Linked DNA regions of Mus musculus: region 1 is linked to region 2. Evidence: chromatin loops called from intact Hi-C (ENCODE). Cell type or tissue: heart. All regions are shown on one strand. Links, peaks and the distances in the headings refer to the core of each region. The heading gives the core; the rest is flanking DNA. Region 1 has its middle 16 kb from the start of Gm34921. Region 2 has its middle 51 kb from the start of Gm34983.

What was found. A loop is a pair of places that touch in the nucleus more often than their neighbours do. Peaks named below come from ENCODE experiments on the same cell type or tissue, not always from the same donor. Only the 100,000 strongest peaks of a DNase experiment are listed, where the experiment ranks them.
Region 1: a loop joins it to region 2, with 1.8 times the contacts of the local background. A loop is called at or near these places in 1 of 42 quality-filtered maps.

The regions. Positions count from the first base shown.
Region 1 is chr10:99,284,341-99,288,733 of GRCm38, reverse strand. No RefSeq gene overlaps it. Among named protein-coding and RNA genes, the nearest start is that of Gm34921, 16 kb to the right of the region's middle. In heart, for the core only: a CTCF peak has its summit at 2,410; DNase peaks (open chromatin) are centred at 1,743 and 2,813; H3K4me3 peaks cover 2,039 bases; H3K27ac peaks cover 3,702 bases.
Region 2 is chr10:99,406,378-99,410,770 of GRCm38, reverse strand. No RefSeq gene overlaps it. Among named protein-coding and RNA genes, the nearest start is that of Gm34983, 51 kb to the left of the region's middle. In heart, for the core only: a CTCF peak has its summit at 1,774 (motif pointing right); a DNase peak (open chromatin) is centred at 830; H3K27ac peaks cover 271 bases.

The DNA of each region.
Region 1 (4,393 bases), core at 128-4,127, 120 kb after region 2:
CAACAGTGCTAACATTGAAATGGGCTCCAATCAAATTTTCCATGATATGATTTTGACATTCATTTTCTGGAGCCCAATGGTGTTTCTTAGTCCTCCACAGGAATTAGGTCTCAACATGGCAACTCTACTGTCTTATCTGCTCCTTTCTTCATCCACTCCCGACCTGATCTAGTCCTCTAAAGCATGCAGTCTCTTCTTCACCCTCTAGGATTCTGGTTCTGAGACAGCCCAGCAGAGGCAGAACCTGTGAGCTATCGCACAGTGATCCTCATGAATCTCCAATTAAGTAAAAAGGAAAAGGAAAAAAAAAAAAAAAAACCCACCCCCATTCAAAGCAAGTACCAGTTTCTTAACCAGAGTCTAAAACCCCTCTTTGCTGGCAGTGCAAATTGTAACCAAGGTTTCAGGATGTGCCCAAGGCAGTAGGTTTATTTATTTTATCCATTCAGCCCTCTAACATCTGCCACAATGGCCATGCTAATTCTCCCAAGAACGCGGGTTGAACGGGGTCAGCTGTGTGGGTGTGCAGCTTGTGCTGACCACAGACGAGGCAAACATGGCTCCCACAGTTTGATGTCATCGATCCAGAATTCTTGGTAACCTCATATTTTGTCTTTCCAAGTCCACCGAGATAAGGAGCCACATGCAGGAGCACGGGAAGTCCTCAGCCTCTGCACGCCCACCTTGTGCGACCACCGCCTTCCCGAGGGCATTGCCCTGTCTTGTCCTAGAAGCACAGAAATCCTGTACATCTAGGATAGACTGGAGGCCAGAGTCCCGAGTCACGTTTCATCTGTTGGCTAGGCAGGAGTAGTGACTACATCAAGAGACTGCATCTAGCCGGGCGTGGTGGGACACGCCTTTAATCCCAGCACTTGGGAGACAGAAGCAGGCAGATTTCTGAGTTCGAGGCCAGCCTGGTCTACAGAGTGAGTTCCAGTTCCTGGACAGCCAGAGCTATACAGAGAAACCCTGTTTCGAAAAAGAGAGAGAGAGAGAGAGAGAGAGAGAGAGAGAGAGAGAGAGAGAGAGAGAGAGAACATCTTCCATTCCGCAGAACTCTTTCAGCAATAGCAGGCGCTTGCTGTTTGTCCTATCAGATCCTATGTTAGTCCAAATGCTTCCTTGTTATTATCAACAGATGACCCCCCTCCCCAAATGACCTAGGGGGGAAAATAGATGAAGAACATACAACCAATAATTTCTCTTCCTTCTAGGTCCTCCTTACTTATCGTCACATAAAAGGTACAAGGTTAGTAGGAGTTTGCATTTCCGGGGGTGGGGGAATGGGCTGTGCCCTTTTTTTTTTTTTTTTTAAATAGCGTTTCTACTCTCCAGGTACAAACAAAATGCACACAGGAAACGTGTCTATCAAAATGTCCCCACTTATATTTGCATTGAAAACTGGCCTTGAGTCTATGCAAAGATGAACAGTAAAATCCATGCTAAGGTCTTCTTTACTTAGATCTCCGGGAAATGGCAAATTGAAACCACCGTTGCAGGTTGAAGGTGAGGCTGGGGAGAGAAAGGAAGCGCCGTATGTTCCCTGCCTTTTAACCGTGTCTTCTTTCCCGCTGTTTGAACAAGAGGCGCTGGATTCTATTTTCAAAGTGGGCCACGCAAGTTAGGTATCCGCCCCTGGTGAGGAACGAACGAGGTCAAAACTGGGCCGTAGCTCAGCGGGATACAGACATTTGTCTGGCCGTTCCTTTTGACACCAGCATCCCACGCTCAATGCCCTCCGAGCGAATCTTATCTCCCTCTGGATTAAAGCCAAAATTCTCACCGTGCTTCTGCCTCTCCAACACCTCCCCTGCTCACCCGCCTTCCCTCCTCCGTGGCTCTGGCCAGGCTACCCTAAGTCATTTCTTCTAATCTGCTATGCATTCCCCTACCCCGGGGCACCCTTCCTGAAAGCAGCTTTGACCCCACCCACCCACCCTACCTATCCCCTTATCCTATTCACTTTGAATAGGATAAGGGGACCTCCACATCTCTTAATCTAGGGTAACCCCTCTCTTCTCGCTTTTCATTTCCATGCATATTGTAACTTCCCGCTTATTCTAGATCTCCTCCGCAGGAATGGAGCGCTGTGAAAATTTTGTTCTATTTTGCTCACTTCTCCCTACTCAAAACTAGGTCAGTACAAATACCCACTAATGAAGCCAACATACTTTATAAAGTATGAAGTCACTTAGATTGAGATAAGGAAAGCCTACTTAATATGAGACATAAATCTGAATGAGCTTTCAGACGACAAAATTATCTCTCACTGGGATCCACAAATGGGGCCTGATGTCCAAAAGTCAGGAAGTATTTTGTTTAAGGAAATCCACCCAAACAGGGCGCCAAGGAGCCTGTGGCTGGGAGAGGGGAAGCGGATTCTGCCTTTAATGAGCGCCATCACGAGCAATAACTAGGAACTAAAGCCTCCAGTTCTTCGGTTGCAAAGTGGACATGATATAATAATACCTGCCCTTCTCTCTCGCACCTTCTTCTGGGTGCAATACATGAGATTATAAATGCACACCTCTCTTTTTTTTTTCCAGTGCTGAAATATTAAGGAAATCTTTGCCCTGATCATTAAGGCAACAGTTGGCCCCGGGTAGGGGAACGGGCCAGCAGGGCTTGGGGCCATTAGCTAAGACTGGTGTTTGGAGAGAAAGCAATGAAAAGCCTCACAGCAGATGTGGATACTCGCTGGTCTCTCACTTGGTGACCCCCATACATCTCCCAGGCGACATGAATGTTACTGGGCCCAATTAGCATTACCCTTTCACATAACATTCAAATTCCTGGACTTCCGAGGGCAGCCGGCCATGGCCATATAAGGGAGGAACGGAAAAGCACAGATAAGAGGAAAGGAATGGAGAAAGCAAAAGGTTACAGGGGGCGGGGGAAGGAGGGTTTTACATTCCCCCACACAAAGAACAAGATGTTGCCCCAAATTCTGTTTTCTGGAGGGAAAGAATTAACAAAAGAACTTCTACCAAGAGGCAGGCCATTCTCTGTGCCACTACGAGCATGTGTGGTGGGGTCTAGTTGCTATTACTATGGCTAATTTGTTTCTACTTACAGGGTATGTTGTTGTGTGGTTTTCTTCTCTTGTTCAGTTCATCTTTCACGGCCTCTGCCATTTTCACTATGCACAGTTAGTCATACCAAATCCACTTTATGCCCTAAAAACGTATCCCTGCCTTGACACAAAGCAGAGCTCTGTACATCAGGGCTCTTGCCTCCACCAAAATAGATTTCTACAATTCATTTTCATGCTGACAATGTGCATGCAAAGACAGGAAGGCACAGAAAATCAAATTGCTCAAGATTTTAAGTCAGGAAGAAGAATCATTTTAAGCACCCCCCATCCCTCTCCAGACCCCCACCCCCACCCCCACCCCCACTAACGTTTCTGGTAATTTAAAGGCTCCAGAAAACTTAAGCAGAACACTTCTCAAATAAAAATAAAAATGCTTTGACGTGTACCAACAAAGGGAGGGAGAAAGGGTGTCAAAAGTGGGCCGGCTGACAGCTCTCCTGACAAGGAAACCCTGAACCCTATTTTTAAACCTATCTGTGTAATTTAGGAGAGAAGTCACCATGTCTCCTGATAAAGCCTTTGGAGGCGGCTGGAGGATAAGTGTGCGGTTCTGAGAAAGGCAGCGCCGCCCACACTGAGAAGGCAGAGCCTCGCTCGAGCTTCTGTCTTTTAGCAGAACCAAAAAGAAAGAAAGAAAAGTGCATTTCCTGGGGGTGCGGCAGGAGGGGACAGGAAGATGGAAGCAACTACCAAAAGAAAAAAGACACAGAAGGCCCCAGATCTGAAAATGGGGTAAGCACCCACCCCCACCCCACCCCACCCCCACATCATTACTGATAACAAGTCAAAGACGAGCACCTCGAGGGGATTAGGTGAATGGCATGGAGAGAATTTGCTCATGACTCAAGGCCTATGGAGTACCGTTATTTCAAGTAACTCCATGGAGAGGTGGGACAGATAGGGGAGCTGCTTCGCCTCCGTGTAACAGTGAGGAGGAGCAGAAATAAGGAGGCGAGATGATTTGGTACAGGGATGAGGGCGGCCCTTAACTCCCAGCTGTTTGCAATGGAGCTGATGATGCTGTACCTTTTGAGTATTGCCATTAAATAACAGTGCCAAGTAAGCGTTCCTTAACACCACCATAGTGAAAGGCTTGTCCCGAGGTCCATGAGACCTTGAGTCTGTGAAGAAGGTAGCCACCAAACAAGGCACTAGACACAGTGTCTTGCGGGGGTGTGGAGAACAAAGAAATAAGTGGGCTTCCTGCCTCCTTCAGCTTCTGATTAGACTAATACCTGGTCTCGACTTGTAAGCTGACTATGACCAGTCTACGCTCCTCAACCCCCAACCCCCTCT
Region 2 (4,393 bases), core at 134-4,133:
TCACAAGGTTGGGTAGGCAGATATGGAAGGACTGGGAACTGAGTGTGATGGGGTACATGATGTGAAATTCCCAAAGAATCAATAAAAATATTATGTTTATATATGTATATATAATAGATGTATATATTACATGTGTAAGTATGCATATATATGTATAAACATATATACATCTAGAGAGATAACATAAATGTCTACATGTGGTATATAAAACACATGTGTATATATGTATATATACACATAAAATATGTGTGTATATGTATATATATATATATATGTGTGTGTGTGTGTATACACATATACATATAATATATATGTGTGTGTATATATGGATATGTGTATACACACACAGGTAGATAGATAGATAGATAGATAGATAGATAGATAGATAGATAGATAGATAGATATGGTGATATTTATACCCAAAACCCTGAAACAGTTATCTCCACTGAAAACTTATTTAGAGAGACTTATGGAAAGCAAACCCACTCTGCGTTGAAGATTAATAATCAAAGCAGATCTGCTTATATCAGTGACTTTTAAGTATGTTTTATACTTTCCCTGCTTATAAATGTGGAAAGTTTTAGGCTCAGTGTCCTGTCCTAAACACCAACTAGACAACAGTAAGACTCAAAGTCCTGGTGGCTGAAGAGAAGAGCTCTGCTCCGTCTGGGAACTTCTCCCAGGGTCATTGTGCCGCGGTACAGCAAGGCAATTCCACAGCTCCTGCCTGAGTCACAAGTCAAAACACCAGCACGGTCCTCCACTGGCACCGAGGCCACCCCTTCAGAGCAGGATGTGCTCTTTCCGTGAGGTGACAGGTTACATCCCCATTCAAAACACCTCGTTTGTTGCCAAACTATACGTAAGGGAAAGAAACAAGGTCTGCCCTCAAAGGCTCCTCTGAGACTGAGACAGGAGAATAGCCGGACACACGCGCAGTATGAAGACTCTAAATTAAACAATGGCTTTATAAGAGCACCTCCCCATGTGACTTTGAATCAGAGTAAAGGGAAGTGACCAAAAAAATCAAAGCAGTAAAAGGGATCTTTATTTCGAGAGTATTCATTAACTAGGCAAAGCCGAGCTTTAAGAATTAGATCTGTGACAGAAAAATCCTCCTGGCTGTGAAACCAGAGCTTTGATTTCTGTTGGCTTGTAAAATAAATGATAATACCCCCTTAGAGCTCTGTGCTGCCTTTCCGTTTACAAAGCCCTTTCCCATGTATGATTCTACTTCATCGTCACAGCCTGCTTCCCAGGTACTGAGGTCTGACTATCCCATTGTGTGTGTGAGGAAACTGAGGCACGTTGTACAGACAGAACTTCCTCAAGGATGCATGGTTATTAAGAAGGAGAAAGGAGAGGGCTGCTCAGGAGCTATTGTATCTCTGCAGTCAATAGACAAAAATCAAAATTATCAGATGTATATCTGTGTTCACTGGGGAAATCCTAAAAGGATCCTAAAAGCAAGAAAGAGGAAATAGATCAGACTTGGAAAACGGCAATCCTACAAGCTGGTTTTTATGTACTCTGTGACAATAGCAAGTGATTTAGCCTGGGAATGTAGTTCAGTATTTAACAAAGATGGACAGGGCCCTAAATTCTATTTCCAGCATTAAAAACAGAGGGGAGGGGAGGAAGAGAAGACACTAAATATATTTCTCCAAAGACTAGCAAAATGAATTTTTAAACACTAATTTACTTTTAGTTTATGTGTGTCAATGTTTTTACCTGCATATATGTATGTGCACCACATGCCTGCAGTACCCACGGAGGCCAGAAGAGGGTGTCAAATCCCCTACAACTGGAGTTAGAGACAGCTACCATATTGGTATTGAGCAAATTCTGAAAGAGCAGCAGGTACTCTTTTGTTTGGTTGGTTGGTTTGTTTTGTTGTTTTTGTTTGCTTTTCGAGACAGTGTTTCTCTGTGTAGCCCTGGCTGTCCTGGAACTCACTCTGTAGACCAGGCTGGCCTTGAACTCAGAAATCTGCCTGCCTCTGCCTCCCAAATGCTGGGATTAAAAGCATGCAACACCACTGCCCGGCACAGCAGGTACTCTTAACCTCTGAGTGGTCTCTTCAGCCCGTAAAATGATTTTTACTTTTGAAATGCGTAACAGTTACTATCAAAGGCCAAAGATACAGTATGTATGAAAAGCTTTCTTAAAAATAAATCAATACATAAATAAACAAACGTTCCTAGACTGGTCTATAAGCATGATTAAGTGCCTGCTAAGAAACTAAATAATATTATGATGCGCCATGCTGAAAGTATGTGAAACGTAGTTATAGTAACCAGAGTTGGGTTTTAGTTCGTTGGTTAATTGACTGGCCCATGGGTTGGCTTTATTCATAAATATGAGCTCCGATAAAGCAAAAAGCATATGAAAGAAAGGCTTTCCTTTTGAATATTGCCTCTAAGAGATCTAAGCATTTTATTTAGCTACTGAGAACTTTATATGATTGGGGGGGAAAATCATTTCTGGCTTCCTACCCTGGTACAGAGGCAGCCTTGAAAGCCAGTGCACTGAAAGAAACGATGTGGAATTCTTAGTTTAAAAGGAAGCACATAATTGTGAGCACTGACAGGTTGCCATATCTGTTTCAGTTTTCTACCCTCGCCACTGAGTAGGATGCTGCAGGAGTACTTGAGATGCCTATCATTACCTAATGTTCACACCCACTTCAAAGAGACCTGCTTAGGCCAAATGGCACCCATTTCCTACCGTAATGCAAAAAAAAATAGCTACCCTACGAAGAGCTCACTCATAATTTAAGGAAATTGGACTTCTCTGGCCTGGAGGTCCAGAAATTAGCCTTATTAATTGAGATATTAAAATAACGCTGGTAGGTTTAGAATACGGGCAGGAGGGTTGGACCCGTTCCAGCAAAAGCAACCAATAAGGGGCCGTAGAGCAGCCGTAAGAAAGCAACCAATAAGGGGCCGTAGAGCAGCCGTAAGAAAGGTTGGGAACAGAAAACACAGAGCAGAATGGATGAGCCTAAGAAAGCAGAGCCAGGGACCTGCTGACTCCACGGTTCTTATTTTCCTTCCATCTTCGACGTGTTTTAGAGATGCTCTAGTGTCCCCTCCACACGCTCTCCTCAGCAGCAACTGAGTGCTTGCTTTTCATCCCTTGAAAACAGAAAGTCTTTAAATACTGCAAACACAGAAAAAGGGCAGGGCATCATTATAATAAAGGGGTGGTGTTAAAACTAAAAAAAAAAAAATGTGGAAAATTTGAAGAACAAACTAAAAACAACACAGACGATGACTGATGTAAACAGTGAACATGCAGCCATAGCTGGCTGAAGCTGGCCAGAACCCTCGACCAAAGAAAAATGAACCGAACCTTGTTTGTAAAGCAGAGAGATCCTGGCGGTGAGGAGGGTATTTATGGAAATATCTGCAAAGGGGCAATGACAACTCAAACCACCAGAAGTAAATTCTAAACCATCAGTGGATCTTGTGAACAAATGGGGTGTTTTTTAATTGAATCAGCTTCAATTTACTGAATTCCTCTGAAATGCATTTTCTGCCATCTCATAAAAGTAATTTTTTTTTGATAAATCTCATTGATTTAAGTCCAAAATCAAGTGTGGCCTTCATATCTGTTTAATTGCTGTCAGTTTCTGGCTTCTCGAGTCATCACCTATTAAAATCTTGGTTAGAAGGCACAACGTAGTTCATGAGTTAAATACAAAAGGAAGAATTATCTTATGCCAGACTCCTAGCCAGGTTCAGTGCTATTGGTTATTGGTTCTACCACTTATGTTTAAACACTTTGGCATAAGATACACAAGCCAGATGTAGTGGCATATGCCTTTAATCCCAGCAGATGGGAAGCAGAAGTAGGAGGAGCTTTGTGAGTTCAAGGCCAGCTGGATCAATATCATGAGCTACAAGACAACCAGTGTTATATAGTGAGACCTTGTCTTGGGGGGAAAAAAAAGCAAGAGAAGAAGGAGGAGGAGGAGGAGGAGGAAGAGGAGTAGGAGGAGAGGAGAGGAGAGGAGAAGGGGAAGGGGAGGGGGAGGGGGGAAGAGGAGGGGGAGGGGGAGGGGGAGGGAGAGGGAGAGGGAGAGGGAGAGGGAGAAGGAGAAAGGAGAAGGAGAAGGAGAAGGAGAAGGAGAAGGAGAAGGAGAAGGAGGAGGAGAAGAAGAAGAAGAAGAAGAAGAAGAAGAAGAAGAAGAAGAAGAAGAAGAAGAAGAAGAAGAAGAAGAAGAAGAAGAAGAAGAAGAAGAAGAAGAAGAAGAAGAAGAAGAAAAGGAACACATGTTATTTGTTTTTAACTCTAGCATTTTCTTTTGCCTTACAAAATGTATGCATACATATATCTTGAATTAGATGTAATGATGGTCTGATTCCCTGTCTCAGAAAACTGACTGTGT